Regions from separate parts of the Homo sapiens genome. Here region 2 is linked to region 1. A link is a loop called in an ENCODE intact Hi-C map of the cell type or tissue named here. Cell type or tissue: heart right ventricle. All regions are shown on one strand.

Region 1 (8,000 bases):
CTGTTTGATCATATAGCCTTCAGTGGAATGCTGAGTTGGTCACGACCCTCAGGCCTTTGGCTCCCTACATTAAAACACCCATTTCACCAGATTAAAAATATTCAATAAAATTTCTAAAAAGCACTTAACACTTGCCAGCACTTACTAAGGAAGTGCTCAATAAATGCTGTTAACACTCTTACTATTATTTCTCTGCTTGGCAGTTGTCCTAATCCCACACCAGCCCTTCCACATAGCCTAATCCTGACTTGTGTCAGTGATGCATGACTCAACAGTGAATCTGGGACAGCTATTGCAAAATGCAAGACTTAAAATCCATCCCAGATGAATTCTCTTCTGGACCGCAGGCAGCCCTTGAAAAGGATGAGAGTAGAGCCCTCAATCATGGAGGCATTTGTCCCTCAAGATAGGCAGATGTTACCACCTCCATACAAGAACAATCCCATTGCCTATTACAGTTCCCATTTCAGAGAGATACTCCCACATATGTATGTATTTCCCTGAAAGGTTTCTTGTTCCTCTTCTTTTTTTATTTTTTTGAGATGGAGTCGCTCCTTCTGTTGCCCAGGCTGGAGTGCAGTGGCATGATCTCAGCTCACTGCAACCTCTGCCTCCCAGGTTCAAGCAATTCTCCTGCCTCAGCCTCCTGAGTAGCTGGGATTACAGGCACATGCCACCAGGCATGTATTTTTAGTAGAGACAGGGTTTCACCATGTTGGTCAGGCTGGTCTTGAACTCTTGACCATGCCCAGCTAATTTTTGTATTTTTAGTAAAGACAGGATTTCACCATGTTAGCCAGGCTTGTCTCAAACTCCAGACCACACCCGGCTCATTTTTTTATTTTCAGTAGAGACGAGGTTTCATCATCTCAGCCAGCTGGTCTCAAACTCCTGACCTCAAGTGATCTGCCCACCTCAGCCTCCTAAAGTGCTGGGATTACAGGCATGAGCCACCATGCCCACCCCAAGATTTCCTGTTCTTATCTCCAATAAGCCAGCTTGATGAGGAGTAGCGCTAGAGATTCCCATACTTCTTGACTTCCTTCTATCCTTTTCTGCTCACAGGCCCCCTGTGAGAACACTGCATGTTCTCACTCATAGGTGGGAATTGAACAATGAGAACACTTGGACACAGGGTGGGGAACATCACACACTGGGGCCTGTCGTGGGGTGCAGGCATGGGGAAGGGATAGCATTAGGAGGAATACCGAATGTAAATGATGAGTTAACGGGTGCAGCACACCAACATGGCACATGTGTACATATGTAAAAAACCTGCACGTTGTACACGTGCACCCTAGAACTTAAAGTATAATAAAAAAAAAAAAAGAAAGAAAGAAAGAAAAAGAAATAGTGCTGGAGGCCAAATAGCAACCCTGCCCACACAAGGAAGGGCCATGTGTTGTTCACCAAGCTCCCAAGCCACAATTCTCTTTTCCCAGAATCCTTTGCTCTTTGAAGTGTGGTCTTCCTCACTTTCCTGGAACCCTCAGCCCCTCAGTGGGCCCGTCTACCTCTGAAGAGAAGAGGAAGAGAGATCAAATACCCCCCTGGAGGCTTGTCCCTTTGAACCAAGCCCTGAGAACCCCCGCAGCAGTCCTCCTGTGTACCCTCCCCCCAGCCCCACACAGATGGAGAGCCCTGGGAAGGGTTCCCACAGTGCATGAGCTCCAAACAGTGCAAGAGCACAAGGAGTGTGGCGCTTCCAGCCTCTGTCAATAATTCATGAGGCTCAGACTGAGGAGCACCAGTCAGAGTCAGCTTTGCCTGGACATGGGGAAAATTATACTGCAGCTCTCCTGTCTCATCGGGATGTGCTGAGTAGCAAAGCAGAGTGCTGCAGCTGTAACTTCTTGGCTGAGGAAAACACTAGAAATCCAGTGCAGGCCTGTTCTATTACTTGCTCGCCATACACCCCCTTTTGAATGTTGAAATCCTTGTTTTTTTTCTTTTTGTTGAGACAGAGTCTCCATCTGTCGCTCAGGTTGGAGTGCAGTGGCGTGATCTTGGCTCACTGCAAGCTCCGCATCCCGTGTTCATGCCATTCCCCTGCCTCAGCCTCCCGAGTAGCTGGGACTACAGGCAAGTACCACCACGCCCGGCTAATTTTTTGTATTTTTAGTAGGGACGAGTTTCACCGTGTTAGCCAGGATGGACTTGATCTCCTGACCCCGTGATCCGCCCGCCTCGGCCTCCCAAAGTGCTGGGATTACAGGGTGAGCCACCACGCCCAGCTGAATGTCCAAATCCTTTTTCAGCTGCTCAGCTGACCTGCACATATACTAAATGAATCTTGAGCAAACATGAATTCTATTCAAAAGTCATGCCTAGAACTGGATTTCACAAACCAGGATTCTTTCCCCTCTAATTGTAGGGACTGGCATAAGGCTGCCAAACTGGTGATTTCACCAATAACACATCTCTAAACCTACCCATCTGCTTTCATCATCTTTTCTGAAACAAAACACTAACACACACACACACAAAAAGAAGGAAAGGTATACTCCACAATAAAGGACTGTTAAATAAGCTTAGCTTTATGAAACTCACTGTAATTGTTTCCTTTTCTCATTTTGCTTTGAACTAGTGAAAACGCTGCCATGAACCAGCACTGCTTCTCAGTCTGGCTTTGGAGGCCAGTGGGTTAAACTAATTCAGATACTTACCTTTGGGTCTGTTGCGGCCTTTCTACACTGTACCATAAGCCATCCATATTTATTCATTCTCCCGGAAACCCAGGAGGGAGATCATTTCAGCCCACTTGGCAGAAGTGGAGACTGAAGTCTTGGACACAGAATTTATAGCTGGCAAGGACTTTATTCATCATCCATACCCTCAGTAATTTACAGATGAAGAGTCTGGCCCAGGGCACCAATAATAATCACTACATGGTGGCAGTAACTACTATGTGCTTAGTAGCTTACAGTTCATAAAGAGATTTTGCATTCAACAAATATTTATTGAACTAGGATGGAGGCTAAGACCTGGGGACAGAGTGGTTAGGGAGAACTTGAGTGCCCCGAGTTCTTTGCATTTCCACCACTGCTTGAGGGACTGTCCAGCCTCCTCGCTACCACTTAGCCCCTGTAAAGGAGGAAGTCCCTTTGGCGAGGGATATGAGATCCTGTTTTGCCAATGACCGTAGTCTGCCCTCCAAGGGCCCGTGAAGATGGAAGAGACCTTGGGCAGAGTGAAGGGCAGTGCCAGGCCTGGCGCAGCTACTGCCTATCACGTCTCTCTCCCAGGCTGCTCCAGCCTCACCTGGTGGACTCCATGGGGACCACAGGCCTCACCTCCATGGGCAGTCTCAAAACATTTGCCCTCCTGTGGGCTGTCACATACATAGACCCAGACTTTCTTGGAGAAGGAATTCTGAAGAAGCAAAAGCAACCAACTCAAAACCCCCACTTCCCCAAGAAGAAAACGTGGACAAGCAGATGCAGAAGGGCAGCAGCCAAAGTCTGCGGGTTCCTGCGGGGGCCAGGGGAGGGGCGAGCCCTACAGGCAACTTGAACGGAGAGCGCTTTGATCACTCACCAGCCCGGGAAGGCAAGCCCCAGTCAGGCGGAAGGTAGCTGGCTGCGGGGCGGGGCGACTGGCGGGCGGCGGGAGGCGCCAACCGCCACAGACGACTCCCAGCTGGCCGAGGGCGGGAAGGGGGCAGGCAGGGAAGCGGCCCGCCCTTCGTCCTGCCCCTTCGCCCTACTCTGTCACCTCCGCTGGAAGGAGTGGAACCCAGACTTGCTGGTCTGATCCATGCAGATGGCCAGGCTGCTAGGCCTCTGTGCCTGGGCACGGAAGTCGGTGCGGATGGCCAGCTCCAGGATGACCCGCCGGGACCCGCTCACAAATAAGGTGGCCCTGGTAACGGCCTCCACCGACGGGTGAGTGTTGGTGCCGGAGTTTCTGAGGCCCTGGCTGCCTGGAAACATGCACTGGTGTCTCGTCCTTTGCCTCCAGTGCCCCTGTCCTCAGACCTCACATACCGCCAAAGTCTGGCCATGGAAAAAAAGTAGCCACGTGGTCCGCCTGAAGCCCCTCCGAATACCCTGGCCCTCCCTTGCCAGCCCTTCTGTCCCTGCTGCCTCTGGCACAACTGTGCCACCTCTGTGCAGCCCCATCGATCTAGTCCCCCCAGTGTTCTGGGCTGCCCCAGTCAACCAGCCTTACCTAGCCTCTGGGAAGACCAGAAACTGGAAATGCAAGGGAATCTGGATTCAAAATCTTATAACAAGGCCTCCAGCTTTTTGAAAATGTACCATTCTATTTGGGCTCCAGAAAGTGTCCCGGAACCCCTCCCCCTTACCTAGATGGGACACCAGAGCCATGTGTCGAGACTTTTTTTTAGGTCGGTACATCTGGGCCTACCTTGCCCAGCCTGTTTCTCACCCACCTCTCTTGTCAGTCCTGGTTCTCATTTCTACAGGACTTTGCTAGATGCCAGCTCTTCACAAAACTAAAATACAAATGTAGATAAAATGCTAATGGCTGACAACTGCAGAATGTGTAACTCTTCTTCCCAAGGCAATATTTACGTTTTTGACCAGAGACCATCTTTTCACATGCACCCCAAAAAATAATTATGGAAAGAATTTTGAGAATGATGTAGACTAGTAAGAAAGAAACCTGGCGGCAGGACTGTTCTGAGTGAGACCTTCAAATCACGGAAGTGGCTGCTGCTGCACACCCAGCTCATTTCTCACCTCTCAGTCCCAACAGGAGATGAAGCCTGTCACCCGTGGTGGGAACTGTAGAAAGTGATGTCAGTTCTTGGGAACTAAGGCTGTGATCCAGGTCATAATAAAAATAAGTAAAGCAGTGCTAAAAATGGCCATGCCATTAAGCCTGTTTTACACATAGTAGGCACACGTAGGAGTTATATAGAGAAAGAGCCAGAATTCAAACCCGGGCAGTCTTAACTTCAGAGCCCATGCTGTCGACCTCTTCCCCTGCACAGGCCTTAGCAGTCTTTGTCTCTTTCTGCTCACAGGATCGGCTTCGCCATCGCCCGGCGTTTGGCCCAGGACAGGGCCCACGTGGTCGTCAGCAGCCGGAAGCAGCAGAATGTGGACCAGGCGGTGGCCACGCTGCAGGGGGAGGGGCTGAGCGTGACGGGCACTGTGTGCCATGTGGGGAAGGCGGAGGACCGGGAGCGGCTGGTGGCCATGGTGAGCTGCAGGGAAATGGGCACAGAGCCAGGAGGTGGAAAAGGAAGCCAGCCTGAGCCTCCTTCCCTGCTTTCCTAGACAGCAGCACATTTTTACTGTGTGCCTTTCTATTATGTCCATATACTAACGTCAGAGAATCATCCCATCTCAGTCAGAGAATTTTAAAACATTCTAATGCTTCAACCCTGCATCATCCCTTGAGTACCCCAAAGAAACAGCTGGTACTGGTTCTGCAGTAATTTTCAATCTAATTGAACAGATGTGAAGGGTAAATACAATCACAAAATAGATGTTCCCACCCATGAGCTAATAAACATTCCCCTCTTCTTCAGCTTATAGAGTCAAGTCCCTGGGAACCTCAGGAAGCAGCCCACCATGTTTCAGCCACTTACTATGTGCCATTTCCTGTGTTCAGAGCCTTACACAGGTTATCTCTAGACCTGACAACAACCCAAGCAAGGCAAGGACTATTCTCTCAGTCTGCAGACCCTGGCTCAGATAGCTGGAGCAACTTCCCAAGGTCCCACAGCCAGTAAGGAAAGACCCAGACCTCCCAAGCTCCCTTCCTTTATTGGCTGCCTGTGGACTACCAGGTACTGGACTTCAGTCTCAAAGAAAGTACATAAGTCAATGTCATAATTAGTAGTGGACAACAGCCTTGCAGCTGCTGAAGCAACTATGAAGCATTCACAAAGGAAGCTCCTCTTCCCTTGAGGCTCAGGGCACACACTTTATTTCCCAGAGTGGAAGGGAGAATCTACCCAAAAATGGAAAGTACAGGATTCTGCTAACAGATTGGAAGGTTGGCAGAAATAATTTGCATAATCTTCTTAGAAGAGGAGGATCTTAAGCAATAGTAGACAGAATAGGGTAATTCCATTTTTAAGGAACAGTCTGGCAGACACTCAAATGTGCATTGGAAAGAGCCAAATATGAGTCCAAGAAAGTCACAAATGTGAGTCCAAAAAAGCTTGGCTTAGACTGGTCGACAAAGCCCAAGATTGGGGCCTTGATCCTGATGGTGGAAGGAGCCGTTTGGGAGTCTGGATCAATTAGCACTAACCATACGACATGTAAGTAGCAATGTAATGTGAAAATCCTCCTAGAAAAACAACCTGTGCCCCCCACCAGGTTCACTTAACATGGCCTACAGGCCTGGCCCAGAAGTGGTACTTGAGCTAAACCTTAAGGAATGGATGGGAATGGACAGATGGAATAGTGACGAGGTTCCAGATAACTCTGCAAAATGAGCAGACAGCCAAGGAGGAACTGAAGGAAAGAGAGGAGCACTGTCAGTCCACAGTGGAGAGCACAGGCTCAGGAGTACTGCTGGGGAAGGGGCTGCATTGGAAAGATAGAGGCCATGGGCCTCCATATCTTTTTTTTTTTTTTTTGAGACAGAGTTTCATTCTTGTTGCCCAGGCTGAAGTGATATGGCACAATCTCAGCTCACTGCAACCTACGCCTCCAGGTTCAAGCAATTCTCATGCCTCAGCCTCCCGAGTAGCTAGGATTACAGGCATCCACCACCACGTCCAGCTAATTTTTGTATTTTTAGTAGAGACGGGGTTTCACCATGTTGGCCAGGCTGGTCTTGAACTCCTGACCTCAGGTGATCCACCCCCTCGGCCTCTCAAAGTGCTGGGATTACAGGCGTGAGCCACTGTGCCCGGCCATAGCTTCTTAAAAGGATACGTTAAGGACCTTAAAAGGATATGGCCTCTTAAAAGGATATGTTTACACATTCTTGCAGCAAATAAGAAGCCATGTGAGGTTTTGAGCAAGAGAAAGATGGTTATTAGGAAAGCTAATCTGGCTCTGGTAGGAAGGATATACAGAGGAGACACCGAATCCAGGGCATCAGTGAGGAAGCTGTTGCTGTCGTCCAGGTTTAGAGCAGTGGCGGCGGGACTGGAATAGATGTGCCCAAGAGACATTTAGTGGAAACGAACCAAGATTTTCCAACCCCATGTCAAAAAGTGGGAAATAGAGAAGTCAAAAATGACTCTCAGGTAGTTTGTATGACCATTGTCAGAGAAGAGAATGATAGAATACTTGTCAGCAATTTGAAATGTCTTCTGCCAGTTGCCACATGTTACCCTGCAATAAGAAAAGCCACTGCCCTGAGAATGGATACTACCCAGTGGCCTCCTCATCTGCACACCACGAAGCTTCTCACTGGTGTTGTAAGTGGAAACCAGAGTAGCTGCCTATCTGCTTGATTATATTTTTTCTTAAAAATGTATAACTATCAGAACACAGAACAAACAGCTCCTAACCGCTTTAGTGTAGTGATCACACAATTTAGAATAAGACTTAGAAGACTTTCTTTTATTTTTTTCCAGAGACAGTGCCTCATTCTGTTGCCCAGGCTGCAGTGCAGTGACATGATCATAGCTCACTGTAACCTCGAAGTCCTGAACTCAAGCAATCCTCCCACCTCAGCCTCCCAAGTGGCTAAAACTATAGGCATGCACCACCACACCAGTTCATTTTTTAAATTTTTTGTAGAGTTGGGGCTGTATTTCCCAGGCTGTTTTGAACTCCTGGCCTCAAGTGGTCCTCCCCACTGGGCCTACCAAAGTGCTAGGATTATAGGTGTGAGCCACCACACCCAGCCTCATTCATCTTTTATGGTTTGCTGTCTCTGTTCAATCAAAACCCAGCCTCCTCCCATCTCTGTGCTGACAGACCTGGAAGGAGAGGAGTATGGGGTATACAGCAGAGTAGAAAATGTCTCCAGGTGATTCTAGAGCAATCCATTGTCTCCTCCCAGCCCAAACACATGTGTACTGAGCACAGTGCACATCACTTATTAACTTACTCTGCACC
Region 2 (8,000 bases), 48 kb after region 1:
GCTCACTGCAACCTCTGCCTCCCAGGTTCAAGCAATACTCCTGCCTCAGCCTTCTGAGTAGCTGGGATTACAGGCACGTGCCACCAGGCCTGGCTAGTTATTGTACTTTTAGTAGAGATGGAGTTTCACCATGTTGGTCAGCCTAGTCTCGAACTCCTGACCATGCCCAGCTAATTTTTGTATTGTTAGTAAAGACAGGTTTTCACCATGTTGGCCAGGCTGGTCTTGAGCTCCTGACCACACCCGGCTAATTTTTGTATTTTCAGTAGAGACTAGGTTTCAGCATATTGGCCAGCTGGTCTCAAACTCCTGACCTCAAGTGATCTGCCCACCTCAGCCTCCTAAAGTGCTGGGATTACAGGCATGAGCCACCATGCCCGGACCAAGATTTCCTGCTCTTATCTCCAATAAGCCAGCTTGATGAGGAGTAGTGCTAGAGATTCCCACACTTCTTGACTTCCTTCTATCCTTTTCTGCTCACAGGCCCCCTCCCTAATGTCCCCTGTGCTCTCCGCAAAAGAAATAGGCTGGAGGCCCAATAGCAACCCTGCCCACACAAGGGAGGGCCATGTGATGTTCACCAAGCTCCCAAGCCACAATTCTCTTTTCCCAGAATCCTTTGCTCTTTGAAGTATAGTCTTGCTCACCTTCCTGCAACCCTCAGCCCCTCAGTGGCCGTGTCTACCTCTGAAGAGAAGGGGAAGAGAGATCAAACGCCCCCTGCAGGCCTGTCCGTTTGAACCAAGCCTTGAGAACCCCCACAGCCGTCCTCCTGTGTACCCCCACCCCAGCGCCACACACAGATGGAGAGCCCTGGTAAAGGTTCCCACAGTGCATTAGCTCCAAACAGTGCAAGAGGACAAGGAGTGTGGTGCTTCCAGCCTCTGTCAATAGTTCATGAGGCTCAAACTAAGGAGCACCAGTCAGAGTCAGTTTTCCCTGGACATGGGGAAAATGATACTTAAGCTCTCCTGTCTCATCGGGATGTGCTGAGTAGCAAAGCAGAGTACTGCAGCTGTAACTTCTTGGCTGAGGAAAACACTATCAATACAGTGCAGGCCGTCCTATTACTTGCTCACTATACGCCACCGTTTGAATGTCGAAACCCTTTTTTTTTTTTTTTTTTGAGACAGAGTCTCCATCTGTCGGTCAGGCTGGAGTGCAGTGGCATGATCTCGGCTCACTGCAAGCTCCGCATCCCGGGTTCATGCCATTCTCCTGCCTCAGCCTCCCGAGTAGCTGCGACTACATGCACATGCCACCACGCCCGGATAATTTTTTGTATTTTTAGTAGAGACCGGTTTCATCGTGTTAGCCAGGATGGACTTGATCTCCTGACCTTGTGATCCACCTGCCTCGGCCTCCCAAAGTGCTGGGATTACAGGGTGAGCCACCACGCCCTGCTGAATGTTGAAATCCTTTTTCAGCTGCTCAGCTGACCTGCACATACACTAAATGAATCTTGAGCAAACATGAATTCTATTCAAAAGTCATGCCTAGAACTGGATTTTACAAACCAGGATTCTTTCCCCTCTAATTGTAGGGACTGGCATAAGGCTGCAAAACTGGTGATTTCACCAACAACACATCTCCAAACCTACCCATCTGCTTTCATCATCTTTTCTAAAAGAAAACACTAACACACAAAAAAAGAAGCAAACGTATACTCCACAATAAAGGACTGTTAAATAAGCTTAGCTTTATGAAACTCACTGTAATTGTTTCCTTTTCTCATTTTGCTTTGAACTAATGAAAACGCTGCCATGAACCAGCACTGCTTCTCAGTCTGGCTTAGGAGGCCAGTGGGTTAAACTAATTCAGATGCTTACATTTGGGTCTGTTGGGGCCTTTCTACAGTGTACCATAAGCCATCCATATTTATTCATTCTCCCGGAAACCCAGGAGGGAGATCATTTCAGCCCACTTGGCAGAAGTGGAGACTGAAGTCTTGGACACAGAATTTATAGCTGGCAAGGACTTTATTCATCATCTACTCCATACCCTCAGTAATTTACAGATGAAGAGTCTGGCCCAGGGCACCAATAATAATCACTACATGGTGGCAGTAACTACTATGTGCTTAGTAGCTTACAGTTCATAAAGAGATTTTGCATTCAACAAATATTTATTGAACTAGGATGGAGGCTAAGACCTGGGGACAGAGTGGTTAGGGAGAACTTGAGTGCCCCGAGTTCTTTGCATTTCCACCACTGCTTGAGGGACTGTCCAGCCTCCTCGCTACCACTTAGCCCCTGTAAAGGAGGAAGTCCCTTTGGCGAGGGATATGAGATCCTGTTTGGCCAATGATCATTGTCTGCAACATGGAGACCTTGGGCAGAGGGAAGGGCAGTGCCAGGCCTGGTGCAGCTACTCCCTATCACGTCTCTCTCCCAGGCTGCTCCAGCCTCACCTGGTGGACTCCATGGGGACCACAGGCCTCACCTCCATGGGCAGTCTCAAAACATTTGCCCTCCTGTGGGCTGTCACATACATAGACCCAGACTTTCTTGGAGAAGGAATTCTGAAGAAGCAAAAGCAACCAACTCAAAACCCCCACTTCCCCAAGAAGAAAAGGTGGGCAAGCAGATGCAGAAAGGCAGCAGCCAAAGGCTGCGGGTTCCTGCGGGGGCCAGGGGAGGGGCGAGCCCTACAGGCAACTTGAACGGAGAGCGCTTTGATCACCCGCCAGCCCGGGAAGGCAAGCCCCAGTCAGGCGGAAGGTAGCTGGCTGCGGGGCGCGGCGACTGGCGGGCGGCGGGCGGCGGGAGGCGCCAACCGCCACAGACGACTCCCAGCTGGCTGAGGGCGGGGAGGGAGCAGGCAGGGAAGCGGCCCGCCCTTCGTCCTGCCCCTTCGCCCTACTCTGTCACCTCGCTGGAAGGAGTGGAACCCAGACTTGCTGGTCTGATCCATGCACAAGGCGCGGCTACGAGGCCACTGTGCCCGGGCAGGGAAGTCGGTGCGGTTGGCCAGCTCCGGGATGACCCGCCGGGACCCGCTCACAAATAAGGTGGCCCTGGTAACGGCCTCCACCGACTGGTGAGTGTTGGTGCCGGAGTTTCTGAGGCCCTGGCTGCCTGGAAACAGGCACTGGTGTCTCGTCCTTTGCCTCCAGTGCCCCTGTCCTCAGACCTCACATACCGCCAAAGTCTGGCCATGGAAAAGAAGTAGCCACGTGGTCCGCCCGAAGCCCCTCCGAATCCCCTGGCCCTGGACCCTCCCTTGCCTGCCTTCGTGTCCCTGCTGCCTCTGGCACAACTGTGCCTCCTCTGTGAAGTCCCATCGATCTAGTCCCCCCAGTGTTCTGGGCTGCCCCCGTCAACCAGCACCACCTAGCGTCCGGGAAGACCAGAAACTAGAAATCCAAGGGAATCTGGATTTCAAAATCATATCCCAAGGCCTCCAGCACTTTGAAAATGTACCAGACATTCTATTTGGGCACCGGAAAGTCTCCCGGAACCCCTCCCCCTTACCTAGATGGGACACCAGAGCCAAGTGTCGAGATTTTTGTTTAGGTCGGTACATCTGGGCCGACCTTCGCCAGCCTGTTTCTCACCCACCTCTCTTCTCAGTCCTGGTTCTCATTTCTACAGGACTTTGCTAGATGCCAACTCTTCACAAAACTAAAATACAAATGTAGGTAAAATGCTAATGGCTGACAAGTGCAAAATGTGTAACTCTTCCTCCCAAGGCAATATTTACATTTTTGACCGGAGACCATCTTTTCACATGCACCCCAAAAAATAATTAAGGATAGAATTTTCAGAATGATGTAGACTAGTAAGAAAGAAACCTGGAGGCAGGGCTGTTCTGAGTGAGACCCTCAAATCACGGAAGTGGCTGCTGCTGCAAACCCAGCTCATTTCTCACCTCTCAGTCCCAAGAGGGGATGAAGCCTGTCACCCATGGTGGGAACTGTAGAAAGTGATGTCAGTTCTTGGGAACTGAGGCTGCAGTCCAAGATGATAATAAAAATAAGTAAAGGAACGCCAAAAATGGCTGTGCCATTAAGCCTGTTTTACACGTAGTAGAGACACATGGAGGTCATATAGAGAAAGAGCCAGAATTCAAAACCGGGCAGTCTAACTTCAGAGCCCATGCTGTCCATCTCTTCCCCTGCACAAGCCTTAGCAGTCTTTGTCTCTGCTCACAGGATCGGCTTCGCCGTCGCCCAGCGTCTGGCCCAAGACGGGGCCCACGTGGTAGTCAGCCGCCGGAAGCAGCAGAATGTGGACCAGGCAGTGGCCACGCTGCAGGGGGAGGGGCTGAGCATGACGGGCACTGTGTGCCATGTGGGGAAGATGAAGGACTGGGAGCGGCTGGTGGCCACAGTGAGCTGCAGGGAAATGGGCACAGAGCCAGGAGGTGGAAAAGGGAGCCAGCCTGAGCCTCCTTCCCTGCTTTCCTGGACAGCATTGGTGAGATCCAACGCAGTGATGTTAACTAAAACATAACAGTGTGTTCTGCATACCCAACCAGCCCACCAGCACGTTTTTATTGTGTGCCTTTCTATTATGTCCATATATTAAAGTTGGAGAATAATCCCATCCCAATCAGAGAATGTTAAAACATTCTAATGCTTCAACCCTGCATCATCCCTTGCATACCCCAAAGAAACCGCTGGTACTGGTTCTCCAGTAATTTTCAACCTAACTGGACAGATGAGAAGGGTAAATACAATCACAAAATAGATGTTCCCACCCATGAGCTAATAAACATTCCCCTCTTCTTCAGCTTACAGAGTCAAGTCCCTGGGAACTTCAGGAAGCAGCCCACCATGTTTCAACCACTTACTATGTGCCATTTCCTGTGTTCAGAGCCTTACACAGGTTATCTCTAGACCTGACAACAACCCAAGCAAGGCAAGGACTATTCTCTCGGTCTGCAGACGCTGGCTCAGATAGCTGGAGCAACTTCCCAAGGTCCCACAGCCAGTAAGGAAAGACCCAGACCTCCCAAGCTCCCTTCCTTTATTGGCTGCCTGTGGACTACCAGGTACTGGACTTTAGTCTCAAAGAAAGTATATAAGTCAGTGTCACAGTTAGTAGTGGATACCAGCCTTCCAGCTGCCGAAGGAAATATGAACCATCCAGCAAAGCAAGCTCCTCTTCCCTTGAGGCTCAGGATACACACTTTATTTTCCAGAGTGGAAGGGAGAATCTACCCAAAAATGGAAAGTACAGGGTTGTGCTAACAGATTGGAAGGTTGGCAGAAATAATTTGCATAATCTTAGAAGAGGAGGATCTTAAGCAATAGTAGACAGTAGCATGGTAGACAGTATAGGGTAATTCCGTTTTTAAGGAACTGTCTGGCAAATGCTCAAATGTGCATTGGAAAGAGCCAAATGTGAGTCCTAGAAAGTCACCTTGCCTGGCCTAGGCTGGTGGACAGAGCCCAAGATTGGGGCCTTGATCCTGATGGTGGAAGGAGCCGTTTGGGAGTCTGGGTCAATTAGTGACTAACCATATCACATGTAAGTAGCAATGTAATGTGAAAACCCTGTTGGGAAAACATCCTGTGGCCCCCACCAGGTTCACTTAACATGGCCTACAGGCCTGGCCCAGAGGTGGTACTTGAGCTAAACCTTAAGGAATGGATGGGAATGGACAGATGGAATAGTGACGAGGTTCCAGATAACTCTGCAAAATGAGCAGACAGCCAAGGAGGAACTGAAGGAAAGAGAGGAGCACTGTCAGGCCACAATGGAGAGCACAGGCTCAGGAGTACTGCTGGGGAAGGGGCTGCATTGGAAAGATAGAGGCCATGGGCCTCCATATCTTTTTTTTTTTTTTTTTTTTTTTTTTTTTTTTTTTTTTGTGACGGAGTTTCACTCTTGTCGCCTAGGCTGGAGTACAGTGGCACCATCTCGGCTTACTGCAACCTCTGCCTCCCAGGTTCAAGCAATTCTCCTGCCTCAGCCTCCTGAGTAGCTGGGATTACAGGTGCCCACCACCATGCCCAGCTAATTTTTGTATTTTTAGTAGAGACGGGGTTTCACCATGTTGGCCAGGCTGGTCTTGAACTCCTGACCTCAGGTGATCCACCCACTCAGCCTCCCAAAGTGCTGGGATTACAGGCGTGAGCCACTGCGCCCGGCCATAGCTTCTTAAAAGGATACGTTAAGGACCTTAAAAGGATATAGCCTCTTAAAAGGATATGTTTACACACTCTTGTAGCAAATAAGAAGCCATGTGAGGTTTTGAGCAAGAGAAAGATGGTTATTAGGAAAGCTAATCTGGCTCTGGTAGGAAGGATATACAGAGGAGACACCAAATCCAGGGCATCAGTGAGGAAGCTGTTGCTGTCGTCCAGGTTTAGAGCAGTGGCGGTGGGACTGGAATAGATGTGCCCAAGAGACATTCAGTGGAAACGAACCAAGATTTTCCAACCCCATGTCAAAAAGTGGGAAATAGAGAAGTCAAAAATGACTCTCAGGTAGTTTGTATGACCATTGTCAGAGAGGAGAATGATAGAATACTTGTCAGCAATTTGAAATGTCTTCTGCCAGTTGTCACATGTTACCCTGCAATGAGAAAAGCCACTGCCCTGAGAATGGATACTACCCAGTGGCCTCCTCATCTGCACACCACGAAGCTTCTCACTGGTGTTGTAAGTGGAAACCAGAGTAGCTGCCTATCTGCTTGATTATATTTTTTCTTAAAAATGTATAACTATCAGAACACAGAACAAACAGCTCCTAACCACTTTAGTGTAGTGATCACACAATTTAGAACACTTAGAAGACATCTTTTTCTTTTCCCCCCAGAGACAGGGCCTCACTCTGTTGCCCAGGCTGGAGTGCAGTGGCATGATCATAGCTCACTGTAACCTCCAACTCTTGAGCTCAAGCAGTCCTCCCCCGTCAGCCTCCCAAGTGGCTAAGATTATAGGCATGCACCACCACGCCAGTTCATCTTTTAAATTTGTTGTAGAGTTGGGGCTTTATTGCCCAGGCTGGTTTTGAACTCCTGGCCTCAAGCGGTCCTCCCTACTGGCCGTACCAAAGTGCTAGGATTATAGGTGTGAGCCACCACACCCAGCCTCATTCATCTTTTATGGTTTGCTGTCTCTGTTCATTCAAAACCCAGCCTCCTCCCATCTCTGTGCTGACAGACCTGGAAGTAGAGGGGCATGGGGTATGCAGCAGAGTAGAAAATGTCTCCAGGTGATTCTGGAGCAATCCACTGTCTTCTCCCAGCCCAAACACACGTGCACTGAGCACAGCACACATCACTTATTAACTTATTCTGCACCTCCCTAGTAACAAGTACATTGGTGAGACTTACACAGAGCCAAGGCAGGTGACTTGGCTTTGTGCCAGGATACCAAAATTTAAAGGGTGCAAGAAAGTATTCATACTGGTTTTAAAAGAGTACTTGACTTTAAATTTTGTTAGATTTACACGTTGACAGCCCAGGCATTTCTTCAACTGTGTTGAAGGTTAGCACCTAGTTAACAAGAATAATTAGTTAAAATGGGAAGCTAGCAGATGGTGTACATTGTTAATAACACCCCTCCGTGGGCCAAATCCGGAGCACAAAATTGACCAAGGGCCCATGTACTGCTACTTGCCCAAGGCATCAAAATTGCCAGTTCCAGGCAAATGCAAAGTCTGGTTTCAGGGTGGCTTTGTACTGAAAACCCTTGTTGGCAGATTCTGCTTGGCCATTCATTACTCTAGCACATGCCTCACTACCTACTTATAACTTATTAAGGAGGTGAGATGTTGCCTTTCTTGGCTTTCTCAGTTTAAATTTCCCTTTCTGCCTTGAATCTTTCATGCCTCCAGGTCAAAAGAGAGAGACAGAGACAGGGAAAATGACATCATAACCAAATATGGAATTGCTTTAAATTCAGGCTGGTATCTTCTCCCATCATGGCTCTCCTGGGCAGCCGGTTTCCTAATGACCCCAGCTCACTTTCAGAGGGCTCTTACGAATTAGCTCTGTGCTACAAAGTGGGAGACTGACCTCAGTTCTTCCACCACTAACTAGCTTTA

What was found. Peaks named below come from ENCODE experiments on the same cell type or tissue, not always from the same donor. Only the 100,000 strongest peaks of a DNase experiment are listed, where the experiment ranks them.
Region 2: it touches region 1 in a loop (5-fold over the local background); 32 of 110 quality-filtered maps call a loop at or near these places.

What each region holds. Positions count from the first base shown.
Region 1 is chr14:23,985,192-23,993,191 of GRCh38, forward strand. DHRS4L2 (dehydrogenase/reductase 4 like 2) reads left to right here and starts at 3,738. Exons shown (of 8, transcript NM_198083.4): 1 at 3,738-3,884; 2 at 4,991-5,168. The coding sequence starts at 3,757. RefSeq lists an enhancer at 3,274-3,333 and a silencer at 3,504-3,753. In heart right ventricle, a CTCF peak has its summit at 3,600; DNase peaks (open chromatin) are centred at 1,740, 3,620 and 5,108; H3K4me3 peaks cover 1,331 bases; H3K27ac peaks cover 2,914 bases.
Region 2 is chr14:24,033,590-24,041,589 of GRCh38, forward strand. It overlaps the pseudogene DHRS4L1. Among named protein-coding and RNA genes, the nearest start is that of CARMIL3, 14 kb to the right of the region's middle. RefSeq lists a silencer at 2,662-2,801 and an enhancer at 3,252-3,341. In heart right ventricle, a CTCF peak has its summit at 3,332 (motif pointing left); DNase peaks (open chromatin) are centred at 2,912 and 3,292; H3K4me3 peaks cover 1,344 bases; H3K27ac peaks cover 1,473 bases.